Regions from separate parts of the Homo sapiens genome. Here regions 1 and 2 are each linked to region 3. A link is a loop called in an ENCODE intact Hi-C map of the cell type or tissue named here. Cell type or tissue: B cell. All regions are shown on one strand. Links, peaks and the distances in the headings refer to the core of each region. The heading gives the core; the rest is flanking DNA. Region 1 overlaps LINC01108 (long intergenic non-protein coding RNA 1108). Region 2 overlaps LOC105374945 (a long non-coding RNA gene). Region 3 holds the start of LOC102724463 (a long non-coding RNA gene).

Region 1 (10,324 bases), core at 782-8,781, 380 kb before region 3:
TTATCTTTGAAGCAAGAATGATAATAGTCCTTCCCAAAAACTAACCTTCTCCTTGCTAAGGGACTAAACCACCTTTGAAAAACTAATAAAAGTTTAAAAGATTATGGTTATGGGAGGGGCCTGAACTCTGCTAAAATGTAGGTACAGTTAAACAATAACCCGCCATTGTTCCTAGCTTGCTTTTCTATAATTCCTCACTGCTCAGGAATTATGTGGTCAGAGATTACAAGATTTGTGACTTCCCCAATTGCTCCTATAGATAACATCACTATTGTATAACCTAAGATTGGCCTTTGGAGATAGTTTTCAGACTTTTGCATTCTGGCGACTTACTTCACCTGGACCCATGACTCATGACTCAACCAGTCTTGTGGCCTCCACCAAGATGCTGACTCAGGACAGGAGGACCATTTTCCATACTCCTGTGAATTCATCCCCAACCAATTAGCAGCCCCCATTCCCTAGCCCCCTGCCTAACAAACAATCTATAAAATCCATAGCCTCTGAGTTCTGAGGGAGGCTGATTTGAGTAGTAATATCTCCTGTCCTCCTGCTCGGCTAGCCCTGCAATTATTAACCCTTTCTCTACTGCAATACCACTGTCTCAATGAATTGGTTTTATCAGTGCAGCAGGCAAAAAGAACACATCAGGTGATGCCACTAGAAACTGGCACTAAGCTGGATTTGGGTTCTTTAATTTTGTTTCCTGCTTAATAGGTTATAAGGATCATTCCAAGTCATGGATAGAGTCATCCAGGATGGGTGTATTGATGCCACTGTTAAGCCAGTGGGCAGCTGTGATAGAGGGAGCAGAGTCAGTAGACCTGGAAGTTTGCCACTAATGAGGCTTGGCTGCTAGGAAGGTTGTAATGGCTCTGCACTTGAGCTTGCCCATCTCTAACATGGCAGTGACAAGGCTTCCTTCTCAGGGAGGTGACCTCAGGCCTAGCATGGCCCACTGGACCCTACGCTCCTTGAGAACAGGGGTCTCCCTTGTTCTTTGTTACATCCTCAATGCCAGGCATGATAAGGGCTTGATGAAGCTTTGTCCATTGGATCTTTCTGGGTTTGCCAGCCTTCCTCGTCTACACCACAGCCACGGTCTCGTATCGACAGGATCTGGATTGAGATTTGCGTTTGGATCATTCCAATCTATCCCACATCTCCACCTATTGTGGGAATAGCTCTATTTCCAAAGACCAATCTACTTTTCCACGAGGCCACACCCGTGCAGTATGTAAGTCGGAAGCAGAAATGAAAAGGGGAAGAAAGTTGAAATACTAAAAGTGGGAGGAGAGAGGGAGAGTGTGGGAGCAAGGCCGGGACCCACCCCAAAAGAGATTGGAATACATGTGCAGCTTTAGTTCATGGCCTGCCAAATACCTCGTGCTGTGCCTCTGAATGGAAAATGGGGTAGAACAATGAGCTGGAATTAACATCGCCTTTGAAAAGCAACTGCTGACAGCAGGCGTTCTGCATATGCCAAGTATTGCCTTCAGACCAGAGAAGCCTTTTCTGGCCCACATGAGCCCCGTGACAGCCTGCAGAAGGCAACACACCCTAGATCCCTAGATGGCTGTGACCTCCAGCCCTCTGTGCCCTGAGCATTTCTGTAGAAAATGTGTGTATTTAAAAAGGCCATGTATGTTTCTAGAAGGAAGGTGAAAACAAGATAGGTATTTGAGGAATTATATATCGATCGGGTACACATTTTGTGGCCTGGTTTAGCAAAGATGTATTACAGGTCTCAATCAAATTGCTCAGATAGACGAATGAGAAATTTCTGATTTGATATTATTTAGGAGTCAAGCCTGCCATTGCTGAGATTGTGGTACTTAAGGGAAAAGTGCCCTTTTACATATTCTTGACATGTTCTTGATTTTGGTTAATGGTATTATTCTCCAGTTTTGAGCCAGAAAAATCTGGAGCCACCCATAACTCCAGGCTGTCAGTCACTTGCCACTCTCACCCACTTGGTCCCCTAACCCTGTCTGCTTCCTTCCCAGTCACGTTACACCTCTGTATCTTCATTGCTGCCTCACTGGTGTTGATGATTGAACTGACTGCTCCTGTCTTCTAGAATTTTCTTGGTTCAGTTTCTTAAGAATGGCAGAGCAGACTTTATTCAAGGGGAGCCATGGCGATAGGGTATGGGGACCACAGCAATGGGGTCTTGCGGTGGGGGAGAGAGATCGGACTCCACTTCAACTCTAGCGAGGACAAGTGGGGATTTATAACCAGGGAGCTGAGTGGGGTCAGGGGTGGAAAATGACTAAGAGAAAACATCAAGGATGAGGGGTTTCTGGCTAAACTGACTTGATCAGTTACTGCAAAAGGCAGGTCGGGGTGATAAGGCATTAAGGGTGGTAAGGCACCAAAGAGGGGATTTTTGCTAAAGTGAGCAGAATTCTTGCTCAGACTGGATTCTATGAGGACACAGAAGGAAGCCCAAGTTCAGGCCCCATCAAGCAGAGGACTTGGAGGAGCCTAGATAAAGTTTTGGTCAAAGGAAAAGAGTCTGTTAAGTTCAACCTCTGATTCTGCCAGATTTGGCTTTCTTTCAGAAAGTCCAACTAAACCATTTCCGTTGCACAACCTCCATTGTATGCCACTTTACACAGGGAAAAACGGGAGTAACGTGTTTAACCAGCAAGACAAGGCAGAGTGCAGTGGCGGAGCCCACGCTGGGGTGCGTGTCTCAACAACTGGCCTGGGTACTGCTTTGAGCCTCAGTGATGAGTCACTTTATTCATTCATTTATATGGCAAATTGTATGAAGCACCTGTGACGTGCAGGCAGTGTTCCAGGCACTGGAGATGCGTCCTGGTCCTCTTGCAAGTTATTTTGCTGTGGACCAGCCTCTATGAGAATCAGGCACATAGGCAGAGGTATCCAGGGTCAGGGGCCTTCTAGGAAAGGCTGATCGCAGAGCTAAGGCAAGAAGCTCGCTGAGGTCAGCCCACGTGGTGTCAGGAGTGGAGGCGGAGAGGCCCCAGCTGCAGAAACACAGGCACCTCCTTGCTTGTTGAGGTTTGTTTTAGGAGCTGTCAGGGAAGAAGGGAGGGAAATGGGGCACTAAAAATACCCACGGATGTTTCCAGAAACCTCTGATGTCTGGGCTCCCACTGTGGATAGCCTGCCAGATGGCTGTGTCTCCCTCAGAGCTGTGAAACCCACCAGTGTCAAGGTTGGATCAAAGGCGCTTTATGGCAACCGGTCAAAGAATCAACCAGAACAGCTTGGCGTGTAGGCAATCTGCCCAGGCCTGACCAGCCATGCCCCTCATGAAGAGGCCACATTGCCATTAGATATCCAAATTATAAGTGACTTCCAGATGCAACCCCAGTGAGCATCCTCTTCTGACTGTCCTCTGTTGCCACCCTTGGGGCTCTGCTTCCAGCTCTTTCAGCTCTATGTGGAGATTGGCAGCCCCCAGTGTGCTCTTGGGCCTGGAGGGACTCTACACAGCTCCACACTCGGGCTCCCTTGTTCATCCCAGCAGCGGCGAGCTTGGCAAAGCCAGGAAGTCTGGGATGAGGCCCAGGAGTGTCTCCCTCAGCCTGCACGCAGCAGCTGATAGGAAACCACAGCTGCCAGCAGCAGCGGCTGCAGAATGCTTGTGAGGGGCACCCTGCTCATAGCCATGGCTCCTGGGACAGGACGGAGCATGAGCCTCCAGCAGAGGTGGGTGGGGGTGAAGGCGAGGAGGCAATAATGCCTGCCCCTGATGCGCAGGGACGCAGGTGCCAGGCTGTGCTGGGGAGCTGTTCTAGAAGCCTAGCCTGGACTGGAAGGGCCCTGCCTGTGGGGGTTAGGGCAGGATCAGAGGAGTTGGGCAGGCAGAACTTTCTCCTGGGGAAGCACAAGTCAGAGGCGGTGGATGGGTGTCTTAGATAGGTCCTTCTGAATGCAGACACTGAGGCAAGACTTCAAGCACAAATCATTTATTTAGGAGGTTAGGCCAGGAAGCATGGATGGGGGAAGGGAGACAGATAAGGGAGGGAAGCAAGGGGGCTTATTAAGCCATTTGCCACAGTGGGCACCTGGAGCTTGATCCCACAGGGAGCTCCCGGAGACACTTTAGAACATGCCTTGGATTTAATCCATCTACGGGACGAGGAAGCTGGGCATTATCCAACAGTTCCTTGCTCATGATTGCTTGAGGCAGGCTTTCTGGGCAGTGACCTGGCACTCTGGATTCCCTGCAGGTGGACCTAGAAGGTTCCCCAAACCAGGCAAAAAGCAGAATGCCAGGGTTGGCAGTGAGCAGCCTCAGACATCGAGGGAAGTGTGGAGGGGATATGGGCTGAGTGCCAAGGCATCTTTATTAGGGAGTCTTGGCAAATAAGAGAACCTAAACATGGTGCTGCTGGGAGGTCAGGCCAGAGAGGGAGCCCAAAGAAGGTGAAGTGGTGGGCAGAGAATGAAGGAATTCCTGGAATTGAGAGATGACAGTTACCTCCCTTTTTAATGGAGTGCCTGAGCCTCTGCTGTGGAGGGGAGAAGATGCCACCTGCCACGGTGATTTGCTGGTCACTCTGGTCTCAAGGGGAAGCAGGACTATTTTCAGGTGGGCCATGCCTTTCCTCCTACCCCTTCCTAAGCACTTTTAGGAGTATCTGGAGTATGGAATAGGCCCTTTAACCCACAGAGCTGTGAATGACTTTTAATTAACAGGAAATGCTGTGGCACATAGCACATATAGCAGACATTGAATCTGTCTCTAATTAGAGACATTTTGAGGTTCTGAACAGCTCAAGTCTGCAATTCTCATTCTCCTTACATGCAGCCACTCGTGACAGAGGGAAGGGCCAGCACTGCTCCTGAGTCCTGGGCTCCTGGCTAAGGGTCCTCCTCCTCTTCCTCCTCTTCCTCCTCTTCCTCCTCCTTCTCTTCCTCCTCTTACTCCTCCTCCTCTTTCTCTTTTTCTTGCTCTTCCTCCTCCTTGTCCTCCTCCTCCTCTTTCTCGTCCTCTTCTTTCCCTTCTCCTCCTGCTCATCTTTTTTTCAAACTGGTTGCCACCTCTAAAATTATACTTTGCTAAACAACAAAAAAACCCTTAAATATAAAAAAATAAAGTGGTGGGAGGATGTGGTTTATTTTGGTCTGCTTTAGGTTCTGGGTGCATGAGCCAGTGCTTATTTTCAGATCTGTCTATTCCTCTTTCTGTGTCTTGTGATCTCACTTAACTCATCCTGCTAGAGTCAACAGATCTCTCCGTGCACAGGAAGCCAGACTATCAAGGCAGCAAAGAGTTTTAAGGCAGCTAAGTGAACAGTTTTGGTTTTTTAAGTGGAAAATTCTTTAAACGTGATGCTACATTTTACTTTTGATAGGTGACTAAAACAAATCCAGGAGATGGGAAATTCCATACCTGGTATTTCCTGAGGCCTGCCTAGCAATGGATCTGACCATTCTCTTTCCACCTGTGTGCTATCTTCCCGCTCTGAGCTGCCATCATCTCCATTGCTGTGATCACTGTCATAGCCTCCCTCCTCCACTTTGCCTCCCTGCAGTCTGCTCTCAACACAGCAGCCTGGGTGACCTGTGAGAACATGCCAGGTCAACTTTCTGCTCTGCTCAGAATTCCCCCACAGTTTCATGGATTGCAGAGGCTGCTCAGTGGGCTGTCCCACCCCATCTCTCTGGCCTCCCTCCTACTCTTCCCTGCTCTCACTCACTCACTCCCACCTCTCCTGCTGACCAGTCCCTTTGCTACATGCCTCAGGACCTTTGCACTTGCCGTCACTCTCTCTCTCTAGAATGTTCTTCTCTTGTTCTCTAGGTGGCTTATTCCTTCAGGTTCTTGTTGACTTGCTGCCTTCTCACTGAAGTTTTCTCCAATTTTTCTATTCAAAAGTGGACACTAAACCACCTTTCCTATTGCCATCTTGCTTTGTTTTCCTCCATAGCCCTGTGTACTATCTAATATAGTATACATTTTCTTCTTACTCATTTTGTTTACTGTCCATCTCTCAGTGAATGTGGCCTATTGAGAACAGGCATTTTATCTGAGTTTTCACTGCCTTATGTCCAGCACAGAACAGTGCCTGGCACATAGTCAATGTCCAAAAACACTTGTTGAATGAATCCGTGGCAGGCTTCAGGGTGGTAGGACAGGAAAGAGAAACACCTACTGGGCTTCCCTTAACCCAGAGGTTGCAGTCGGGAAGCCCACAGAGACATTTGCTTTAGCTTGCACGGTGTTTTTCAAAGACTCAAGTTAGTCATCAGTGCTGAAGAATACGGTGACTACATCTCAAAAGAAATAATAATAATATGGTGACTTCACACAACACCCAGATAACTGGCATAGCTTGAAAAATATAGAAAAATCAGAAGTGCCCCTTGCATATGGCAATACTGAGCAGTAGCCACTCGCCAAACCACTTTGATGGGCACCCTCTCCTGTTTCACTCACTACCCAGCCCCTGGTGGGCAGGTGAGTTCGAAGAAGGGGAGGAGGAGATGGAGGGAGAGGTAGGGGGCAAAAGACGGGGAGGAGGAGAGGGAGAGGAAGGTGGGGGCAGGAACCAGTGCAGCCCCCAGATGCTGCTTTGCCAGCGAGGGGAAAGTGCCCCTTGCATTTAGCTGCCCAGGTTCCCACTGGCAGCTGCTCACAGCGTCCTGGTCCCTCTGATCTTTGAGCTGTAAAGCCCTTTGTCACATCCAGGCTCCCTAGCAACAGCAGCCATACAGGCATGTGGTCAAGAATGGATGGGCACAAATGCAGCTTAGGAGAGGAAAGAAAATGTATCTGTTGTTAAAGTGCATACAATTCTCTACACACGTTAGAAGTTTCAAGCGGCTTTACAACATCAGTTTTGCTAAATCCGGCAATCCTATAGTGTCATTGGCTGAGTATTCCTGAGCACGTCTTACACATGCCAACCAGGGTGCTCACTGAACAGAACTAATTAAAGAAGAATAAAAAAAGATAAGGAGACATATTTAAGCTTCAACTTCTGAGTTATTATAATTAACAAGCAATAAGAAAAATGATATTACTTGTTCCTCATCTTGTATTTGTTACATCCTTTTATTCTAGGCACCTTCCCCACCTCCTGCATGGTTTTGCCTTTGAAGGAGCTTGGGCAGAAGTGCTAAGTCAACAGCCTCTGTTAGTAGATTTAGAAATAAGAAAAGAGGCCAGGTGCAGTAGCACAGGCCTGTAATCAGCACTTTGGGAGGCCAAGACAGGTGGATCACTTGAGGGCAGCAGTTTGAGACCAGGCTGGCCAAAATGGTGAAACCCTGTCTCTACTAAAAATACAAAACAAATTAGCTGGGCGTGGTGGCGCACACCTGTAGTCCCAGCAACTCGGGAGGCTGAGGCACAAGAATTGCTTGAACCTGGGAGACAGAGGTTGCAGTGAGCCAAGATCCCACCACTGCATTCCAGCCGGGGTGACAGAGCGAGACTCCATCTCAAAAAACAAAACAAAACAAAAAACCAAAAAAACCAAAACCAAAAACAAAACAAAACAAAAAAACCCCAAAAAACAAAGAAATAACAAAAGGCCTGTCAATTAGTTGAATTATCTATAAAATATTTCTTTTGCCTTATATGTCTGCAACATTGAAAAGATACAGATGTAACCTATTAACAGATGCAGGTTGCTATAAAATTACGTTTCTTTAAAATTTAAAATGCACACCTCCCTCCCATGTCCCCATCTGTCACGATCAACAGTTCTGATTTAAAACCTACACTTTGAAATTCGACTGCTTCGAATTATGAGAACCACGAATTTAGGTAATTGATTTCTTCTCTCAGATTATTCAGTGTATACCCTGGAAATATGATTAATTAGGCTTGCCTGTATAACAACACATACTGATTTGAGAAAAACTAATGCTGTGTTTAGTAACCTGGACCTTTAGTTTGGTTCTGCAAAGAAATTTCTTCACACTGCTGGGTGTATTATCTTTCCCTCAGTAGAAGCTGAAATTGCATTTGCTAACTAATTGTTGGTTCACTGTTTAATGGCAGGGGAGAGACCTCAGCCGATCAGTGAGCAAGTTAGCTAAGCACCTATAATGTAACAATCACTGTTCCCTACTGTCTTAGTCTGTTTGTGCTGCTATAATGAATGACCACGACCTGGGTGGAGTAGACAACAGACATTTATTTCTCACAGTTCTGGAGGCTGAGAAGCTAGAGATCAGGGTGCCAGCATGGCTGGGTTCTGGGAAGGGATGGCTTCTATTATGTCCTCACTTGGCCTTTCACTGGTGATTGCAGGCAGAGAGGGAGCAAGGGATCTAGTGTCTCATCCTCTTGATAAGGTCACTAATCTCATTATGAGGGCCCCACCCTCATGCCCTCATCTAACCCTAATCACATCCCAAAGGCCCCACCTCCTAATACCAGCACAGTGGGGATTAGGGCTTCCACATATGGATTCTGGGGGCTACAAACATTCAGCCCCATGGCACAGGCCACAGAGAAGCAAGGATAATTGAGGACCACGAGGTCCTCTGGGACTCACGGTTCATAGAGAGACAGATAAAGAAGCAAGTACAGTGTTTGGAAAACAAACAAAAACCTACAAAGAGTTCTAGAGGATTGTAGAGGGAATGACCCTTTTCATAAGCAAAGATCAAGGGGCTGGAAGGATGTGTGACATTTAGGAAACGGTGCCCAGTCTGACTATAATGGTGGTGGCTGCTGCGCCTTCGGCCCCCTTTGCCTATGCCATTGCACAGTTGCTGCTCCGATTATGATTGTCACGCCTGGCCTCACTAACCAGTTGTCTTGGGACATGGTTCTGCCCGGCGAATGCCGCCTCTACAACCTGTGCTTTTTCCAAGGTCTTCTTGAGGAGCCAAAACAAGCTCCCCAGAGACAAGAAAAGAGCATACACTGAGGACCGCCCGCTCTCTCCTGGTGACATATCAGACTGGTGTCTGAGGAGGGTGCACTCTCCTGCCACCTGCAGGACACGGGGCCACCCTTGGGATGTGCCTGGTGCAGGAATGCTGGGGCGAAGGGGACTTCACTGGGCAGAGGGAGCCTTTGGGTATGGGAGGGTCTGGGGTAGAGGTGGTGGACCTCATCGGTCATCACAGACGTGCCCTGGGGATGCTGGCGCCACTCCAGCCGCGTGGTGGGCAGGCATCAGAGATCCATTCTAAAAAGATAAACAAGGCATGGATTTGGGAGTGTGGGAGGCAGGAAGGCCGCGTCCCGAGCCATCAAATGCAACGGCGCCTTGATGTGAAGTAGGGGAGACTGAAGGCAGAAGTGTCCCCTCTGCCTTGCTGAAAACTGGAGCTGCTGGGTGAAGACAGGGTGATTACCCACGTCTGACTTTCCTTTTTATATCTGGGGTGCCAGGGCTTAACGATCCCTCCCCCTACCCCCATTTCTCCAGGAAGCCTTGAAATCCTTTGCCAAGCAGGGCACCAGAGTTCCTGGGGCTCGTCTGCAAATTAGGTCCTCACCAGCATCCTCCTTTCATTGTGGGACCTTCTCATTTCTGCGGCATTTTCCATCACACCAAAACCTAAGACTAAGTACCCTCACCATCCTAATGTACCTAATGATTGTCTACACCTCCTGAAGTTTCCTGTCACCTTCTCTTCAAGTAGCTTTGCCATTAACTGGGTCCCTTTAAGCAGGTTGCTGAATCCCAGTTTTCACTTCTATAGCAAGAAGGACTAGAATCAGATAATTTCTAAGATCCCTACCAGGTAAAGAGGAGAATACCAGCATCCACTCAGACTTTTCCTACACATATTGGCTCCTGTAGAAAGTAAATTGAAAGGAAACGGGAAGGAGAGACGGCACGTATTGAATTTCTCATTAGCCCCACTGCCTGGTTCTCATTAGTGAGCCTTCCGGGTTACAGGCACAAGGGCCAGGACTTATTTTCATGGCTGAATAGCACATGTGAAATGTAGGCGATTTCTAATCCATATTATATGAGCTCCACACTTTGCTATCTTATAAAGTAATGGGCAACGCTCAAGGAAAACCCCATCAGAATGACGGGCTAATCCTTCAGGGGGAAAATATTGCTGTTCTGCATAAGCTTTGGCTCTCTGCTTAATTAATCCCTAAAACTTTCAGGCCTTAATGAGAATAATTAGACTTGACAGTACTGAGCTTAATGCACAACTACAGACAACAAAAACCGTGTTCGGTTTATAAGCTTCCCAGAGCTTGCTGAAAGACAGGCTAATGTTATTTACAGCGGCCCCAGTGAGGGGCCGGACGAAGGTTCGGACTGGAAATGTGCTTGGCTCTCCCTGAGGACAATTTCTCTGAGGAACGGGGTACTATAGCCCCCTTTTGTGGCTTTCCCTCCATAACAAACCG
Region 2 (10,324 bases), core at 1,072-9,071, 250 kb after region 3:
CTTTTAAGTAAAATGGACTGGACTTAGCCCCCAGATCGTTCTAATGAACTCTGTATTTCAATCTTGCAATTCACAGCAGGAACCCAGATTCAGTCAACCCTGTCCAGTGCTAGAAACTGAAGCCAAAGCTAAGGGTTGGCAAGCCCTGGCCAACAGGTCAAATCTGTCCTTCTGCCTGTTCTTATAAATAAAGTTTTATTGGAACACAGACATGCTTATTCATTTAGAGATTATCTATGACTAGGCAAAGTTGAGTAGTTAGAAGAGAGATGATACGGCCCACAGAGCCTAAAATATTATCTAGCCCTGGCCTAAATCTTCACTTAAATGAATGAATACATTATTTTTCTTTACAATTAAATATAAAGAACTTCAATCCAAAATACAGCTCTTACAATTCAATAAAAAGAAGACAGTGCAATTTTTCAAATGAGCAAAAAATGTGAAGCCAAGCTTCATCAGAGAAGATACATGAATGACAAATAAGGACATGAAAAGAAGCTCAACATCATGAGTTATCAAGAAAACATGCATTAAGACCGGGCACAGTGGCTCATGCCTGTAATCCCAGCACTTTGGGAAGCCAAGGCAGGTGGATCACCTGAGATCAGGAGTTTGAGACCAGGCTGGCCAATATGGCAAAACCCCATCTCTACTAAAAATAAAAAATAAAAAAAAATAGCTGGGTGTGGTGGCACATGCCTGTCATCCCAGCTACTTAGGAGGTTGAGGCAGGAGAATTGCTTGAACCCAGGAGGCGGAGGTTGCAGCGAGCCAAGATCATGCCATTCCACTCCAGCCTGGGCGACAGAGTGAGACTCTGTCTCAAAAAAAAAAAAAAAAAAAAAGGAAGAAAATGTGCATTAAAACTACGTGCTTACTAGAATGGCCAAAAGTAAAAAAACTGATCATGCCAAGCACTGAGAAGGATGCAGAGCAACTAGGACTCCCATATATTGGTGATGGGAATACACAATAGTACAACCACTTTTTTGTTTTTTTGTTTTTTGAGACAGAGTCTTGCTCTGTCGCCCAGGCAGGAGTGCAGTGGTATGATCTCCGCTCACTGTAACCTCTGCCTCCAGGGTTCAAGAGATTCTCCTGCCTCAGCCTCCCAAGTAGCTGGGATTACAGGTATGTGCCACCATGCCCAGCTAATTTTTGTATTTTTAGTAGAGAAGGGGTTTCACCATGTTGGGCAGGCTGGTCTCATACTCCTGACCTCAAGTGATCTGCCCGCCTCAGCCTCCCACAGTGCTGGGATTACAGGAGTGAGCCACCATGCTCAGCCAGTACAACCACTTTGGAAAACAGGTAATTTCTTAAAAAGTTAAACATAAATCTACTATACAACCCTGCCATCCACTATGAAATATTTACCTGTAAGAAATGAAAGTGTATGTCTATACAATTGCTTGTACACAAACATTCATAGCAGTTTTTTGTTGTTTTGTTTTGTGGGGTTTTTTTTTTTTTTTTCTGTAGAGATGGGATTTCACTATGTTGCCCAGGCTGGTCTCCATACTCCTGGGCTCAAGTGATCCTCCCACCTCAGCTTCCCAAAGTGCTGGGATTATAGGCATGAGCCACCATGCCCATCCACAGCTTTATTTTTAATAAAAACTGGGAACAACCCCAATGTTCATCAACAGAAGAATGAATAAACAAACTGTGGAATATCCATACCATGGCATACTACATGTAATAAAAATGAATGAACTATTGATACATGTAACAACATGGGTGAATCTCAAAATAATTACGCTAAGCAGAACAAGCAAATACAAAGTACATTCTAAAAAGGCAAAACTATGGAGACAAAAATCAAAGCAGTGATAGCCAGGAACTGGGAGTAGGAGACTGACTATGAGCTCAGTATAAAATAACTTTCTGGGGCTGGGTGCGGTGGCTCACGCCTGTAATCCCAGCACTTTGGGAGACCGAGGTGGGTGAATCACTTGAGGTCAGGAGTTTGAGACCAGCCTGACCAACATGGTGAAACCCCCTCTCTACTAAAAATACAAAAATTACCTAGCTGTGGTGGCACATGCCTGTAATCCCAGGTACTTAGGAGGCTGGGGCAGGAGAGCTGCTTGAACCTGGGAGGTAGAGGTTGCAGTGAGCCAAAATCACATCACCGCACTCCTGCCTGGGCAACAGAGTGAGACTGTCTCAAAAAAAAAAAAAAAAAAGAACTTTCTGGAGTGATAAAATGTTCCATACCTTGACAGTGGTGGTGCTCACACAGCTGTATGTTTGTCAACATTTATCCAACTATTCTCTTGAAAGGGATGGATTTTTCTGTATGTAAATTATACCAAAATACACCTGATTTATAAAAGCACACAAAAGCCAGTTGGAAGGGACTCCCATCAGCCAAATCTAGGACAATTTAAACATCAAAATAAATAACAATAGTAATGAATAATAAGCCACTGAGTGAAAAAAGATTCTCTGAGTCCATGCTGATATAAATAAAGAAAGAAATAAATAAGGGAAAGGAGAAAGTTCATGCTAACAGGAAATGCCAGCTGATAAATGTGAATAATAAAATTAGAAAAACAAGCATTTGATTATTACTGTGATAATGATTAACTCATTCAAGAATCATCAAGCCAGGGCCCAGCATGGTGGCTCACACCTGTAATCCCAAAGGTTTGGGAGGCCAAGGTAGGAGGATCACTTGAGCCCACGAACTTAAGACCAGCCTGGACAACAAAGTGAGACCCCATCTCTACAAAAAAAAAAAAAATTTAAAAATTAGTTAGGCATCGTGCACACCTGTAGTCTGTTACTCAAGAGGCCGAGGTGAGAGGATCCTCTTGTAACTTGAGTTCAAGGCTACAGTGAGCTACAGTGAGCCACGTTCACACCACTGAATTCCAGTCTGGGCAACAATAACAACAACAACAAAATATAAATGGATGCTAAAAATAATGGATAATAGTTTGTTGAGAAACAGAATACTTGTATAGTCTGGAATTATCTCCCCACATTGTACTTATTAATTGCAAAGGGAAAAATAATAATTTTACAATATAGAAACCTGGTAGACGAATAAAGTGATCAAAATCTATCCTCTATAATGAGACAAACTGACATTATAAGTCTTCTATATAAAACACTGAGAAGTGCTTTAAATCTTTGATATAAAACATGACCCTGACCAGGCATAGTGGCTCACACCTGTAATCCCAGCACTTTGGAAGGCCGAGGTGGGTGGATCACCTGAGGTCAGGAGTTCGAGACCAGCCTGGCCAACACGATGAAACCCTGGCTCTACTAAAAATACAAAAATTAGCCAGGTGTGAGGGAAGGTGCCTGTAATCCCAGCTACTCAGGAGGCTGAGACAGGAGAATCACTTGAACCTGGGAGGCGGAGGTTGCAGTGAACAGAGATCATGCTGCTGCACTCCATCCTGGATGACAGAGCGAGACTCCATCTGTTCTGTAGATCTGAAATTAGTTCAAAATGTAGATGTTTAGGAAATAAATTAACTGAACCCTGATTCATGGATGTATTATGATTTTCTCATTGTATAGACCTGACACAAATTAGGTACATTCTATGGCACATCTCATTTAGGGAAATTAAAGGGAAAAAGGTACATTCGGGAAAAGGTGAGCACAGGGATGAAGACACCATCTCCATATCCCTCGGCTGCTTCATTAACAGCCTGTTATTTTACAGCGAGGCCAGTGACACCTTGTCTATGCTTGAGTTTTCTCCACAACACAAGCAAAGTATGATGAACAGTATGATGCGGTACTAGCTCCACAGTACCATGGGAACTAGCTAGAGATTTCTCACCTGCTCCTTCATGTAACCTTTTGGCTTTTTGTTCCTGTCCTCTATTTATGAAAGAAGTAAAATGATAAGAAAGCATGCACAGTTTGTGATAGTGGATTAGCAGGTCACAAGCAGGTCTGTCTACCCTCCTTCCAGGACATCCGAGTTTCACCTTTGAAATTACAATGGTGGATCTGTCCCCTCCCCGATCTAACATTTTAATGTCCTCCTTTAGGCTTTAGACATCAGTGTCCAGACGTCCTATGAGTGGAGTCTCCAGCACCCACAGAAGTGGCTCCCTGTTGTCCCTGTGGTTCCCCAAATGTCACTGCTCTTCCCCAGCAAGAATTTGGCCGTGGCTTGATCCGAAGCAGCTGTTGCATGGCGCAACAGTGCAGAACAGTTTGGGACAGGAAGTGAAAGAGACCACATCCTCTTGAAACTGCAGGGAAAGTTTATTAGGCCTCGTATCATGGCTTCACATTGTTAGGAAGTGGCAGTTGGACTCTCCTCTGCCTCAGGAGTTTGGATGAGGCATTGGTCACTGTGTTGTCTGCCTCTTGACTTTCATCTGGAGAAGAATGCCAATGCCTACCCCGGCGCTTGACCAGAAAACTCCTTAGACAGTCACTCTGAAGGCTCCTAGAAAGTGAAAATCGTGAAAACGTATTGAAGGCCTGCTATGCCTCTGTCTGAGCACTTAAAACACTTAGAATTTGAGAATCCTGGAGCCACTTAAAATTGGCCTTGGAGTCTGATATGGTTTGGCTCTGTGTCTCCACCCAAATCTCATGTCGAATTGTAATCCCCAGTGTTGGAGGAGGGGCCTGGTGGGAGGTGACTGGATCATGGGAGTGGATTTCCCCTTTGCTGTTCTTGTGAGAGTGAGAGTTCTCACAAGGTCCGGTTGTTTAAGGGTGTAGCATCTCCCCCTTGTCTCTCTTCCTCCTGCTCTGGCCGTAGAAGACGTGCCTGCTTCCCCTTCCCCTTCTGCCATGATTGAAAGTTTCCTGAGGTCTCCCCAGCCATGCTGCCTGTACAACCTCTGGAACCATGAGCCAATTAAACCTCTTTTCTTTATAAATTACCCAGTTTCAGGTATTTCTTTATAGCAGTGCAAGAACAGACTAATACAGAGCCCATTTCACCCAATCTGACAATCTAGTTGCAGACAAAACATACACACTAGCAAATATCCTTGCAGTTCCAGGCCATGAATTTAAGAAGTCAGATGTACGGTAGCAGTCGTTAAGTGCAGGAGGCACAGGAAAAGCTGTGATTATGGAAATCTTAGGACTGCCCTCCTATACCCAAAGAGAGGAAGGTGAGGAACCCTGTCCCCAAAACCTTAATTTCCAGAACAAGCCCTCCACCTGAGGAAACAGGAATTAACAGGCAACAAAGATAAAAGGGGAGATGGGTTCAGGGTCTTAGGGCTAGGGAAGGAGAGGAGCAGGTGGCAAGTTGAGAGGGAAGGTTTAATAACATGAGATTGCCTCGGTTCAACAAAGAAGCTCCTAATCTCGAAGCTGAGTCTCTTACACATGTGAGTTTTTAATCAGAGGCCCCAAAACAGTAATCAATCTGTAGTTTCCACCAACACAAATGAGACGCATGGGAAGGAAGGAAGTAGGAAAGAAGTATTGCTTTGTTTTTGGTTTGTTGGGGCTTTTTTCTTTTCTCCTCTGGTCCACCTAAATCGGTTTGTGTGCTTAGCCCATTGCCTGAGGTATTGTTTGCATTGTCTTTCTCCTCTAGCCTCCCCCAGCTACCATCCCCTTCATCTCACATCCAAAGCTCTGGATGTGGGTTCGATAGGAAGATGGCAAACACCAGCATGTACCCTAGATCAGACATAAGGAGTAGAGCCTGTCTGGCAAGCCACCAAGCTTGGCTCTCTTGGAGGTTCTGCAAAGGGAGATAAAATGTGCCTTTTGCAGTGAAATGTTTGTGGACTTTGTATCAAATTCATGGTGCAGACATCTCTGCGGGGCAGCCGGACACAAAGCAGAATCCCCGGTCCAGCTCACTGCCAAGCCCCACCTCCCACTGCGCAGCCCAGGACGGTGCAGCCCTGGCCTTCGGTGCTCACCAGAGCGGAAGAGAGCTGCTACGGGGTCTGGACATGGGGGCTGTTACCTCCCCACACACAGTGGTCAGGCAGGTGGTATGTAACAGAGGTCCGCAGGCATGGCCTGCCACCATTGCCTGCAGGCTTTCCACTTTACGTTAGCCCACATGCTAGTGATCAGCCAGTCCATGCAGTTTGGGGTCCTCTGGTTTTCAGCCTGCATTGACTTATAATCTTCCTCATTTCTGAAGCTGAGTTAACAGACTCCCTCTGGAATGCCCACAGGTTCCTGCAACCACACAGTCTAGGGGTAAACCCTTCCCAAGACCAAGTCTGTAGGAAGCTCTAAGGTTAGAAATGGGTCACTGAGAGACAATATCAATTTCAATTACAGCTCTAGGCTCCTTGAGACCTTGTGACAAGCCACTTAAGGCAAGACTGAGTTTGACTCTGAGGCACCTCTAGTAGTGAAGCTCCTTTGCCTCAAAGAGCAGCATAACATCATGCTTCCCAGTCATCTGTCCCTGGCTTCTCTGTCCCCTCCCGCTTCCGCCCACTAACAGATCAGACTAGGTCTAGGCAAAATCCCAAATCATTTTCCCTCCCAGTCTGTGGGTTCCTGAAGTCACCAGAATTAGACTAACTCATTCACCTTGCTCAGATGAAGACACTGTCACCTTGTTAAATTGCAAAGACTTCACCTGTTCTTGCTTTGCAAGAGTTAATTTTTCAGGAAGAGTTTACTGTTGCCCAGCAAAAAACCTGAGGAAATGACAATGGGATAGGTACATTTGTTAAGGAAGCAGAGGAAAGGGAACTTTGGAAAAAGGAGTGAGGTAGGGTGATGACAGGATAACAGGGAAACAGTATAAAAGAAGAGAAAGATCAAAGCTGAATTGGGGTGAGGAGATGACACAGCTAAGGATATACTGTTTGCCTCTTACAATTTTTGCTGGAGTCAAACTTTAAAAGTTGAATAGCCTCCCGACAGCTGCTATATTTCTCTTCCCTTTGCTTGAAGTAGGATTTGGAAGAAAGTTATTTGTCTTTGTGCTCTCGATAAAGCATATTAAATAATATGTCTGTGTGTCTCAAAGACCTTGAACAACCTCAGATGGACTCTAAACCAGCCCTTATTCCTTCGTTCTGCAGGTTCAGAATTGTATTCACTTCCCAGGGCGAAGGTGACCCTCTGGGTGGCCTCCACCCTCATCCTAATTAGTATCAGCCGGCCTTTCAGAAAGGGAACATGGAATAGAGAGGTAAGAACCATCGTGGATGGCAAAACCATCTGCCTTGATTAAGAAAACAATTCTATTTACAATAGCATCAAAAAGAGTTGAATACCTAACCAAAGAGACAAAAGGTTTACATACTGAAAACTACAAAATGTTGCTGAAAGAAACTAAAGACAAAAATAAATTAAAAAAAAACCCTTGTTAATGATTGTAAGATTTAATACTCTTAAGATGTCAATACTACCCAAAGTGATCTGTAGATTTAATGCAATCCCAATCAAAATCCCAATGGCATTTTTTGCAAACACAGAACATTTCATCCTAAAATTTATATGGAATCTCAAGGGACCACAAATAGCCAAAACAATCTTGAAAAAGAACTAAGTTGGAGGTCTCACACATCCTGATTTCAAAACGTATTACAATACCATAATAATAAAAAACAGCAGGCTACTGGCAAAGAGACAGACCAGTAGAATAGAATAGAGAATTCAGAAATAAACCTTTGCATATACGGTTAAGTGATATTTTGCCAAGACTATCCAATAGGGAAAGGACAACAGTGGGCACTGGGAAAGCTGAATATACACATACCATATACAAAAAAATTAAATCAATGTGGGTCAAAGGCCTACATGTAAGACCTAAAGCTATAAAACTCTCAGAGGAAAACAAAAAACCTTCAGAGATTGGATTTGGCAATGATTTCTTGAATATGACACCAATGGCAAAGGCAACAAAAGAAAAAACATACTAATTGAACTTCATCAAAATTAAGAATCTCTTTCCATCAAAAACCACTATTAACAGAGTAAAATGGTCACCCACAGAATGGGAGAAAATATTTGCAAATCACATATCTGATAAGGGTTTAATAAATATCTAAAATATAGAGAGAATGCCTAAAACTCAACAGCCCCCAAAAAATCTATTAAAAATGGGCAAAGGACTTGAACATTTTCCCAAAGAAGATATACAAATGTGGTCATCTTTTTATGTTTCTGAGCTTCTGAAAGATGCTCAACATCACTAGTCATTAAGGAAATGCAAATCAAAACAACAATTAAATATCATCCCATACCAATTAAGATGTCTACTATAAAAGAGAAAAAACAAAAAACAGAAAATAAATATTGGTGAAGATGGGGAGAAATTAGAACCCTAGTGCCTTACTAGTGGGAATGTCAAATGACCAGCCTGGGCAACATGGCAAAACCCTGTCTCCACAAAAGTCACAAAAAATTAGCCAAGGCCAGGCACGGTGGCTCGTGCCTGTAATCCCAGCACTTTCGGAGGCCAAGGCAGGCAGATCACCTGAGGTCAGGAGTTCGAGACCAGCCTGGCCAACATAGGGAAAACCTGTCTCTACTAAAAATACAAAAATTAGCTGGGCATGGTGGCGGGCACCTGTAATCCCAGCTACTCGGGAGGCTGAGGCAGGAGAATCAATTGAACCCAGGAGGCGGAGGTTGTAGTGAGCTGAGATTGTGCCATTGCACTCCAGCCTGGGTGACAGCAGCAAAACTCCATCTCAGAAAAAAAAAAAAAAAAAATAGCCAGGTGTGGTGGCACATGCCTGTAGTCCCAGCCACTCAGGAGGCTGAGGTGGAAGGATCGCTTGAACCCAGGAGGCAGAGGTTGTAGTGAGCCAAGATGGTGCCACTGCACTCCAGCCTAGGCGATCCTGTCTCAAACAAAAAAGAAAAAAAAGAGAGAGAGAAAGAAATTTACTATAAGCAAACCCTCCAAACCTACAATAGCTCTCTTTATAGTTTTATCAACTTGGCTTAATCCAAGTCTCAACTCTGATTTGCAACCCCTTCTACAATTCATCTCATGTTATCTCTTACTGGTCCTTATTCAGGGCATACCCTCTGATCCAACCAAGATGCTGTTCCCTGGGTCATTCCTCTGACTTTTCCAATTACCAATGACACCCTCTCAACCCATTCAACCTTTCTACTCTTCCTTCAAGACCTAGCTCATATCCCCACCTTCTGCACACAGACTACAACTATTAGAACCTACCTCCTCTCCCAGTTCTCTGAGGTCCTACCATGCTATTGAGAGGTAACAGCCTGCTGGCAGCCCTCACAGCACGCTCGCTCTCGGCATCTCCTCTGCCTCGGCGCCCACTCTGGCGGCGTCTGAGGAGCCCTTTAGCCCGCCGCTGCACTGTGGGAGGCCCTCTCTGAGCTGGCCGAGGGCGGAGCCGGCTCCCTCTGCTTGCGGGGAGATATGGAGGAAGAGGCGCGAGCGAGAACCGGGGTTGCATGCAGCACTCACAGGCCAGCACGAGTTCTGGATGGGCTCGGCAGGCCCCGCACTCGGAGCAGCCGGCCAGTGCCGCCGGCCCCAGGCAGTGAGGGGCTTAGCACCCGGGCCTGCAGCTGCGGAGGGTGCACCAGGTCCCCCAGCAGTGCCGGCCCGCCGGTGCCGCACTGGAATTCTAGCCGGGCCTCAGCTGCCTCCCCACGGGGCAGGGCTCGGGACCTGCAGCCCGCAGTGCCCAAGCCTCCTCCTGCTGTGGGCTCCTGCACAGTCCAAGCCTCCCCGACAGGCACCGCCGAGGTCCCATCAACCACCCAAGGGCTGAGGACTGTGGGCACATGGAGTGGTGCTGGCGGGCAATTCTGCCAGGGGCCCTGGTGCGGGACCCACTAGGTGAAGCCAGCTGGGCTTCTGAGTCTAGAGGGGACTGTGGAGAACCTTTATGTCTAGCTAAGGGATTGTAAATACACCAATCTGCACTCTGTGTCTAGCTCAAGGTTTGTAAATGCACCAATCAGTGCTCTGTGTCCAGCTAATCTAGTGGAGACTTGGAGAATTTTTGTGTCTAGCTCAGGGATTGTAAATGCATCAATCAGCACCCTGTCAAAATGGACCAATCAGCTCTCTGTAAAACAGACCAATCAGCAGGATGTGAGTGGGGCCAGATAAGGGAATAAAAGCAGGCAGCCCCAGCCAGAAGTAGCAAGTGGCTCTGGTTCTCTTTAACAGTGTGGAAGCTTTGTTTTTTCGCTGTGTGCAATAAATGTTGCTGTTGTTCGCTCTTTGGGTCCGCACTGTGTATGAGTTGTAACACTCACCATGAAGGTCTGCAGCTTCGTTCCTCAGGCCAGCGACATCACGAACCCACTGGGAGAAACGAACAATTCCGGACGGGAGAAAGAAACAACTCCAGACGCGCCGCCTTGAGAGCTGTAATACCACAAAAATCTGCAT
Region 3 (10,324 bases), core at 1,330-9,329:
CCCATAGAATATATGCCTCTGAATGAGACCCAATGGATGAAAGGGGTTTGCTTCTCACAAGGAAGTGGCCTCTTACCGTCCTATTTTAAAACCCCAGAGTGTCACAGGCTTACTCAGATGAGACAGGTCGCTGGCAAACAAATGATATTTGTCACCAATTCCTGCATCAGGGTAATGAGAATAATAAGAAGAAGTGCCTAACATATATTAAGCATTTTCTATCACTAGGTGTTTTATTATACATTCATTATTTCATTTAATCCTCACATCTCTATGAGTTGGGCACCAAAATGATCTACTTTTTAAAAAATCTTATTAAAGTATACCACACATACAGAAAGTTACACATATTTTAAGTATGAAACTCAATGAATTTCACACTCTGAACTGGCCCGAGTAACCATCACCCAGAACAAGACACAGAATACCTACCTCCAGGCCTCTCATGCCTCCATCCAGCCGCACCCCTCAGGGGCAAGCACTATCCCAACGTCTAATCACATAAAGTCGTTTCCCCAAACTTTCAACTTTAAATAAATGCCATTTTACAACTTCCCCTTTCATATCCAGCTTCCTTCACTCAACATTATGCTTGTAGATTCATCCATATTCTTGTGAGTAGTTGTATTGTGCTGTTGTACTGTGGATTGTGTATAGTTATAGATTATTAATCCTTACAGTTGTAGAATATTCCATTATAGAAACACACCACAATTTATTTTTTCTATTTTATTGATGATGGGTTTGCGACCATTTGAAGGTTAAGGTTAAGGTTTAAGCTTAAGAATACTGAGACCCAAGATGTTAAAAATAACTTACAAACCTAGTAAATGGTGGATCCAGGATTACAACTGAAGTTGGCTTAACTCCAAAGCTCATGCTGTGAAGCACCATGCTGCACTGTCTTTCAGAAGAGCAAAGCTTGCAGGGACCTCTCCTTGATGGGTCGAAAGGTCTTTTGTACAAATAATTTGGGGGGCCCGTGGGAAGAAGATATTTGAATAACGTGCCACAAGTCCAAATCCACCACCTCTACAGAGCTCTTTGCCTTTGGGCATGTCTCTTTGCTTCTGATTCCCATCACTTTTTCTCTTTTCTTTTACTTTGATTGACTGTTCCAATAGCCCTATCAGCATTGTGGGACTTAACTGAGTAGCAGAGCCTGGAAACACCTCATTGCATCTGAAACCTAGAGAAGACGCTGGATGTAAGACACATACTTACAGCAACAGCCACTGACAAGGTGAGCACTCTGATGGATACCTGAGTGAAGAAGAGTATGGAGCGTGTCCAAATTCAGTGTACGTGTACATTCTAACTGGTGTGTTGGCTCACCTGTCTTCCTCTCTCTCATGTTTTTCCTACAAATAGTTGATTATGCTGATGCCAGATCATTCTGATGATAAGCATCTATTTGGCACATCCAGTAAACTGATCCATCATAAGGATAATTGTATTCGAATTAGCATTCATATTTTTTACATGCTTTTAGGAGGAAATGGAAAGGAAAGGAAGAAAAATGATACTTTCAAGGAATCACTTAGAGATAGAGGAAATATCAATATTTGAGCTCTTCTAACGGTTTGCTCTCTTCAAATGGATAGAAATCCAATGAAGAGGCTCTGCTCAGCTCAGTAAAGACAGAACACATCTTAGGCAACCTTTTCAGCCCAAGCTTTGGATTTTTCCAACCCTCACAATCAGAAGTGACTGTGGTTGGACTGAGGAGAGCAGGCTCAGAGAAACTCAGGCAAACCTCAAGGAACACTTTCAGCCCAGCTCTCACTCACTGCATCTCAGCCCAGCTCTCTGGTGTTTTCCTGCAGATGGGCACAGAATCATGTGCCTAGTAGGTTATCTGGCCAGTTGACAACTGATCATGCAGCAAATGCACGATTACTGTAGGCCAATGAACATTGCTTGCTAAGATGAGAGAAATCACTGGATCAGCTGAGGTCTGAGCCAGTGTGTCACTTCTATAAATACTGTTGCGGTTTCCAGGTACAGCACCAGAAGAAACCCATCTTTGCTTTACAGAGTCTCTAGATCCTTGTCTTCTCTTCTGTGTCCTCTGATGGAAGGAAGAGGCTGCCAGCACCAACTACCTTCAATTGCCAGGGCTGCTGTAACAAAGTACAATAGATGTGATGGCTTAAACAACAGAAATGTATTGTCTCACAGTTCTGAAGGCTGGAAGTCCAAGATCAAGGTTTAGGCACGGTGGCTTCCCTCTGAGGGCTGTGAGGGAAAAATGTATTCCAGGCCTCTCTTTGCGGCTTGCAGGCGGCCATCTTCATATTCGCATTGTGTTCTGTCTATGTGTGTTTCTCTCTGTCCAAACTTGCTTTTTTTTTTTTTTCTAATAAGGGCACTAGTTATATTGGATTAGGGACCAGCTTCATGATCTCACTTTAACTTAATTGCCTTTGTAAAGAGCCTATCTCCAAATAAGGTCACATTCTGAGGTTCTGGAGGTTAGGACTTCAACATATGGATTGAGGAGAAACACAATTCCACCCGTCGCACCGACACTCACAAAAATGTATTCTCTTCTCCTCAACACACAGAGCTTAACCCTCCCCAGACTCTCTAGGGTCCACACTCTATAAGCTCTGGTCTCAAGTAAATAACCTTATCAAAAAGGAGGAGGTGTACTTGACATGGCCCCGCTGTTCCCATTGCTTTGTGGTCTTCTAGTATCTCTCACCACAGAGAATGATGTTTGGGCTGCCAAGATCCCCTGAGGCCAAACGACTCAGAGGCAGTCCTGTAACTTCCCCTTCACGTGCCTGGTGGCCTCATTCCAAGCCTCTCTCATCACAGATGCAGGTTCATCCCTCCTTCCTTTTGAGGATTGGACTCCAGCTCCCTTCTCCTCTTCCGCTGCCCTGTGAGCAATCTTTTAAGATCTCACTCAATTCATGTCTTCTGTCACAAGTGCTTCTCACTCACATCTTCAGAACAGAACAGAACAGAACAGCATCTTGTTCCAGTTTGTTTTACATGGTTTGACAAAGGAAGAAGGACAAGCATTTCCTCTTTCCATCTGTAATTTCTCCGTAGCTCGCCTAAGCTGCCACTGACAGCCCAGGTCAATGCCTTGGTTTCCTGGGGCTGCAAACTTCTCTTCCAGGAATCCTAGCTTGGATGCTGCTGCCAGGCAAGGAGAACTGGAATGGCTTGCTGGCATGAATCTTAACCCATCCCTCTTTTCTGGAGGGTACAAGAATCCAGGAGATTTCATCTGCAGCTAAATGAGAGGAGAATCAATACTTGATTTTCACTTTCCTGCATACAAATCTCACTTAAAACATTCTGTTTTGTCTCTGGTCCTATTTTTCATGGAGTCTTTTTTTTTTTCACTTTTAATTTTGAAAAGCTACTTCATATCCCCCTCAGAATTCATACAAATTCCTCCTGTTCAATTTAAAAGCAAAATCAAATTGCTGGAAGTCACTCACATAGGTAGAAAGGAAGAGATAACGCTTTTGAGAATGACTTGTAAAGGTATTTAAAAATATAACACTTGTCCTCATTTCTTTAAAAATGTGAAACTTGAGGATTTCTTCTGAGAATGTTGAGGCTGTGAATGGATGGGTGGATAGATGTGTTTCCATTAAGGGACTGGGAAACCATCTGCAATACCTGGCTTAGTCCTCCTAGGGGACAAATAACATTCTAGTAATAACTCAGGTGATTAGGGAAGCACATACATTCTTTCAAGATGAAAAGTCACTCTTTACAGCACTATTTGCTAACAGATATAATTACTATCTGCAATTAACTGATGAAAAACTATGGGGAAGAAAGAGAATGGATGTGCAAGTGCCTAGCCCCACCCCAAGACATAACTCTCAATACATGTTTACATTATGCAAATCTTAATTGGTATTGAAAAGTCAAAGACAAAGGCGGAAACAAAACGCCTACTTGCTAAGCCAGTGAAATTCATTTCATTAAGCAGCCTGGTTTTCCACATCAAAATATAAATGTGTCTTGCTCCAATTAGTAGATATCATGCAAAAACAAAAGAGTTCAAAATATTTGGATATATACTTTTGTAATTCCTTCATGCAATAAATATTTACTGAGCAGTTGTTATGTGCAGGCAACGGAAGTAAAAAGATGAATGAGCTCAGGATGCTAAGAAACTTGGAGTCTGATAAGAGATAAGGAAAAATTTTTAAAGGCAGTTATGGTATAGGAGCATGCAGGCAAGTCACCTAACCCAGTCTTGGAGGGTAGAAAAGGTTTGAAAGGAAGTGCTATTGAAGCTGAAGCCTGAAGCTAGTCAGACAGGTTGCAATAATCTAGAAGAGGAAAGAAAACAGCGAGAGCATAGGCAGGAGAAATAGAGGAAAGTCATCAAATTAGAGATTTAGGAGAGAAAATCGACAGAATTTTCTAATGGCTATTCCCTTGTGTGTTACAGATTATGATACAGAATAGAGAAGAGGAGCAAATGCAAAGATGATTCCTTTGACAAGATGAAAAACGGTACTCTAATACACCTGCTTTGTAAGTCTCTATTTTCACACATAGCAGGCTTGTTTACAGCTGGCTAAAGATCTGCTGCACAGCAGCACTGACCCCACTGCATTCTTTCTACACCAATAAATTTCCTCTGCTGCCTCATTCAGATAGCCTAGCTGCTGTTTAGAGTGAAATTCTTCCACCTTCAAGCAAGAATCAGAGGTTCTTTCAGGCTTCACACAATAATATGATGAAGAGGCACGCTGAAGGTGAATAAACACTAATTTGTTTGCGTGTGAATAAGGCATCATTTATGTAGCAACTTCTACAGATTGGGTACTGGAGATTTTTCCAAAACGAATAATGCTCCTGCTTTTGAGCTTACAATGTAGTAGGAAAGATAAACAGAGTGTGATAAGTGACATCATAAAGGCACAAACAAATTCCTGTGAGCACAAAGTGGAAAGCCCCTGAGCTGGAAAATAGCACTGAGGTGGTTTCATGAAAGAGGAAGCAGCAAGGCTGGGCCTTGAAGAACGTGAAGGAGTCACCCAGCTAGAGAGGGCAGGAGGGTGTTCCACGAAGTACAAACATCATGAACAGAAAGTCAAAGAGTGAAAGTGAAGGGAGGATTGGGGAGCAGTGAACAGACAATGTGAGAGAGCTGCGGCACCATGGAGAAGAGTAATGAGAGGGACATCCTGAAGGAAAGACAATATGAAGGACTGTCGATGCCAAAGAAAGGACTTTCAGCCATATGCACGCAATGGGGAGCAATGCAAGATTGTCAACCAAGAGACTGAGGTGACCAGATCTGCTTCACAGCAGCAGCAGCAGCAGTGTACATGGAAGATTAGAGGACCGAGAGAGATGCATGTCAGGAAAATCAGCTAACAGACTCTAAAATAACTAAGACTTGAGAAAGATCTGGATCAAAGCTTTAACAGCAGCAATAAAGAAAAAAGAAGAGACATTTCTGTAATCAGATCTAGAAAAGTTGATGACCCCCAGGATAACAGCCATGAAAGTGAGAAGTGCAGGACACAATGGTTTAAGCTTGGAATCTCAGCCACTCCGAAGTCGCTGAGGCAGGAGAATCACTTGAGCCTAGGAATTTCAGGCTGCAGTGAGCTACCTACAGTTGTGCCACTGTACTCCAGCCTGGGTGACAGAATGAGACCCTGTCTCTTAAGAAAGAAAAGAAAGAAAGAAAGAAAAGAGAATAAGAGTGTCTAGGGTTTCTAACTTGGCCATTTTATCGTTAAGGGAGATAAGTCAAGAATAGGAAAAGAATGTGCATACTGGGGAAGACCATGTACACTAAAAAGCAGAGCTTGTCATCTGTGCTGACTCCTTTTTTCTTCTTGTCTTCTCTACTTCTCAAGGTGCTGCTACCACAAACATGAGGAAACTTCTGTTAGGAGTTCAACCTTCAGAGAGGACAGCTGGCAGTGCAAGATGGTGACAGCCCTGCAATCAGGAGAAGAAAGTCATGAGAGTAAGGAATGATGGAGAGGGATGAGAGCGTTTTCTAGGATTTGAAGAGTTAAGAGACTCTGAATAATTGGCAGGGGAAGCTGGGATGGAGAACAAAGTAGGAGAAGAATCATTTGCTGTGAACTCTGTATTTGGATTCCATTTTTGATGATCTTTGAAAATGGGAATAAAGGATTTGGGTTATTTTTAAATTCCTTTGGAGGCTAGACAGTTTCCCTAAATTCAGCATTCCCTTTGAAACTAGACCGCATGAGTCTCTGGTTTGTGCAGGGTTACCCTGGGTCAGAGTTGCCTCTAGAATAAGCAATGGGTAAGTCCTTGAGCTGTTGGAAGCGCATGGAGTGCCTGACAGTCTTCTGCACATTAGGCATAGGGGACCCTTTTGGGGGAAGAGGATGAAGAATAGGAGGGGTGATGGGAGCATGTTGGGTTGTGCCAGTTTAAAGAGAACGTGAAAAAGATAAGCAAGCAAATGAGGCTGCAAAAGAGGAATCATGGGAGAATGAGGAAAATTAAGTGATCATAGCATCCCTGAGGTCAAAAGAGCAGGGGTTTCAGGGAGAGTGCCAGGGCATTAGTTAATACAAAGAAGAGACCACTGGCTTTGCACCCTGGAGGTCAATGCTATCCTCTTCCTAATCCATTACTATAGAGTGATGGGGACCAGCGTTTGTGTATTGAGGAGATAATGAGAAGTGTAAATGGAAAACAACCAGAAGATAACAAGGATAAACAACTCTTTCAAAAATATAGTCACAGGTCACTTAACAGGACTACATTCTGAGAAATGCACTATTAGACAATTTTATTGTTGTGCGAACATCAACAGAGTAGCTTACACAAACCTAGATGGTGTAGCCTACTAGGCTAGAAGGTGTAGTCTATTGATCCTAGGCTACAAACCTACACAGCATGGTACTGTACTCAATACTGTAGGCAACTATAACACAATGGTAAGGATTTGTGTACCTAAATATACCTAAACATAGAAAAGGGCTAGGTGCAGTGGCTCACACCTGTAATCCCAGCACTTTGGGAGGCTGAGGCAGGCGGATCACCTGAGGCCAGGAGTTTGAGACCAGCCTGACCAACATGGCAAAACCCGGTCTCTACTAAAAACACAAAAATTAGCTGGGCATGGTAGCACATGATTGTAAAATCTCAGTTACTCGGGAGGCTGAGGCATGAGAATTGCTTGAACCCAGGAGCTGGAGGTTGCAGTGAGCAGAGATCACGCCACTGGACTCCAGCCTGGGCAACAGAGCAAGACTCTGTCTCAAAAAATAATAATAATAAATTAAAAAAATAAACATAGAAAAGGTACAGTAAAAATATTGTATTATAATTTTATGGTACCACCATCATATATGCAGTCCATCATTAACTGCCACATCATTACATGGTACATGACTATATTTAATGGCTTAAAAACACAGAGATGTGCAAAATCATTTATGTCCAAGGGTTATTTGTCATAAAAACATAATGTACATAACAAAACTTGGGACAACCTAAAACACCAATACAAGGTATTGGCTAAATTTTAAAAGTGTTTTAGAGAAGCGTATTTAATAGAAGAGGAAAATGTTCACTGTTTAAGTGAATAAAACAAGATACAAAAGGCATATACAGTATGAGTTCAATTTTTTTCATCTATACAATACAGGCATAAAAATATTAAAATGATATATATTTGATAAACTGATAGGTAGATTTCATTTTCTTCTTTGTGTTATTCTGTATTTCTCTAATTTTCTGAGTTCATTTGGATGCTAAAGAATGTCTGTTTTTTTACTTAGGAAGAGAGTGGTTTTTCTGTTTGTATATTTTGGTATATTTTGGTTTGAGGTTTCGGTGGTTTTTTGTTTTGTTTTTGTCTTGAGTGATAGTACGTATATGAGATCATGTACAACTACCTACTGTTGCTCTCTTCCACTGGGATGTTTTTGATGTAATGGCTATGCATCTCGGCCTTGGGGGGCCTAGTGCAGCCTAGTGCAATGTCAAAGGGGCTGTCACCTGGTTCTTGCTGCCACCTGCCTGTGCAGGTGGCTGCTGAGGCAGCCTTTGGCCCACAGGTCCCCTGAGACATCCTTTGCCTCTGTCTGCCTTCCTGGCCCACTGGCTCTCCTGACCAGTCTAAGCACAGATGAGTGGAGGGCGGGGGGAATCGTCCTGGCCTGGCCTGTGCCACACTGGGGCTTGGGAGTTTCTGCAATGTCTGCTGAGGCCCCCCGCCCCCATCCTGGTCTGACTCTGCAGCCAGCTCCAGGAAGTAGAATGCAGGCTACTCTCTCCATAAGATCATGCTTTACCCACTGTCTTTCCTTCTTTCTTAACCCCAGGGAAACCTCATCTAGATTTGAGGATGAGGACGGGTGTAGGGAGCCAATCTCATCCTCTGACATTTCTCCCTAAGGGCGCAGTCCTTTGAAACACGTGTAAGTCAGCAAAAGGCACCCAGGCTATTTGCTTTCCCTCCTACCACATCCGTCCCCTGAGGCAACAAGCATTAGATGGCCTGGCTGCTTTGGGGGAGGGAGGGGCTGGCAAAAGGAGAATGATGGAGCTGGAAGGAGAGACAGAGTAGCCCTAGGTTAACCCTTCAAAACCATTATCCTGATGTGCAGATGTCGACAGAAAACAGCAAGCCTCTCAGTGCCAGCCTGCGTGCTGGAAGTGCACATGCATTATTAATTCACTGGGACATTTTTACCCTTTCCAGCCTGTTTCTCCAGGTTTCCCGCCTCCTTCCACCTTCTGTACAGGACACACCAGTTCCCTCAAGCCCAAAATGTGAGCAGCTGTCATTCTCTGCATAGCCAAGCTCGGCAGTCTGCCGAAAGGGACAAGCCAGTCCCGCAAAGGAATGATGTATGCCAAAAGATACTGCATTAGGATCTTCATTAACTGGAGGGCCAATAAATTTATGAAAATCATGAATCAGTTAATCCATTCCTTACGATGAATAGCTAATTAACATGAGGACAGGGCCTGACCCTTCTATTCATCTCTACTCACTCCTGAGCTTCCTGTTACAGACAGGCTCCAGGGCAGAAAACAGAACCCACATTGGCTAGCGTGTGTTCAGGTGGGTCCCCATGGGGCAAAGCCGAGGGGATGGACTAAACACAACCTTCTCTTAATGTTGGGACTTTCTCTGAGAGTGCATTCTTATTTCTAACTTTTCATTATGAAAATAGTCAAACACAAGTGTAGCAAGGTCTTACAAATTTATGGGGCCGGGTGCGGTGGCCTGTAATCCCAGCGCTTTGGGAGGCCAAGGCGGGCAGATCACCTGAGGTCGGGAGTTCAAGACCAGCCTGCCCAATATGGAGAAACCCTGTCTCTACTAAAAAAGAAAAAAATACAAAATTATCCGGGTGTGGTGGCGCATGCCTGTAATCCCAGCTACTCGGGAGGCTGAGGCAGGAAAATCGCTTGAACCTGGGAGGCGGAGGTTGCAGTGAGCAGAGATCGTGCCATTGCACTCCAGCCTGGGCAACAAGAGTGAAACTCCATCTCAGAAAAATATATATAGATATTATGTTTCATCATCCATTTTAAATATAAGTTGGACTTTCTCATACCAGAAGCATGTGAAACAGTTTCCAGTTCTCTGCCTCCTCCCAGTTCCTCAATGTGATGAATCCACGTATCTGCCTTACACAACTGCCTCCTGGCAGCCAACTTCCTATGGGACATATAGACACAGCCCACTTGACTCACCCTGACCCCGCACCCCAGGCGGACTATGCAGATATGACTCAACGACCACTTCTCAGTCATAACGTTAGCTGGTGGGACTCCTGCCTGCTTGCTCTAAATCCACCAATGACAACTCCTCAAGGGAAACCCATCTGGGTAATTCCCTGGATCCCAACAAAGGCTCTGGCCCACAAGTCCCTTCCCCAGTCTCCAACCCACTGGTCGAGCACATATGTCCCAGACAGCTCTCCTCTTCCCATTCGCCCTGAGGTTGCTGTCTTGTTCTCTCCAGGATCTGTAAATAATACACTGCTTCAGTTATTTCATGCATTTTCTTTTGCCTCCTCTGGGTCTTACCTGACTGACACACTCAAACCTAACTAACTTCTTTCCCATTCAGGGCTCTCCTAGAGCGTGGCTATCTTAGTAGGAATAAGCTAGACACAGGTCAGACGAGAGCACAAGTATAAGTGAGTTTCCTGTGAGAGGGACACCTGGTCACAGGTGGAGACACTCAGGCATGAGGCCGTCCACCAGGATAAAGAAGTACCTTGTGAAAGGCACATTGTAAACATCTACAACCAAATAACTACTCTCCAGAGAGAGACCTCCAGACCAAATTAGAAAGAAAAAAAATACAACATTG

Evidence for each region. A loop is a pair of places that touch in the nucleus more often than their neighbours do. Peaks named below come from ENCODE experiments on the same cell type or tissue, not always from the same donor. Only the 100,000 strongest peaks of a DNase experiment are listed, where the experiment ranks them.
Region 1: it touches region 3 in a loop (7-fold over the local background); 4 of 110 quality-filtered maps call a loop at or near these places.
Region 2: a loop joins it to region 3, with 8 times the contacts of the local background. A loop is called at or near these places in 2 of 110 quality-filtered maps.

What each region holds. Positions count from the first base shown.
Region 1 is chr6:14,272,018-14,282,341 of GRCh38, forward strand. LINC01108 (long intergenic non-protein coding RNA 1108) reads right to left here. Exons shown (of 2, transcript NR_108097.1): 2 at 8,110-10,324. Among named protein-coding and RNA genes, the nearest start is that of LINC01108, 8.3 kb to the right of the region's middle. RefSeq lists an enhancer at 934-1,847. In B cell, for the core only: no CTCF peak of the experiment used is centred there; DNase peaks (open chromatin) are centred at 3,804 and 5,164; H3K4me3 peaks cover 1,921 bases; H3K27ac peaks cover 4,360 bases.
Region 2 is chr6:14,906,647-14,916,970 of GRCh38, forward strand. The region is part of intron 2 of LOC105374945 (a long non-coding RNA gene); the gene reads right to left. Among named protein-coding and RNA genes, the nearest start is that of JARID2-DT, 330 kb to the right of the region's middle. RefSeq lists enhancers at 3,977-4,036, 4,727-4,786. In B cell, for the core only: no CTCF peak of the experiment used is centred there; a DNase peak (open chromatin) is centred at 4,215; H3K4me3 peaks cover 1,462 bases; H3K27ac peaks cover 1,561 bases.
Region 3 is chr6:14,656,351-14,666,674 of GRCh38, forward strand. The region is part of intron 1 of LOC101928354 (a long non-coding RNA gene); the gene reads right to left. It overlaps LOC102724463 (a long non-coding RNA gene), which reads left to right and starts at 2,801. Exons shown (of 3, transcript XR_926514.4): 1 at 2,801-5,500; 2 at 5,859-5,971; 3 at 8,696-8,913. RefSeq lists enhancers at 4,845-4,924, 5,015-5,134. In B cell, for the core only: a CTCF peak has its summit at 7,903; DNase peaks (open chromatin) are centred at 2,751, 5,001, 5,731 and 7,991; H3K4me3 peaks cover 2,742 bases; H3K27ac peaks cover 6,992 bases.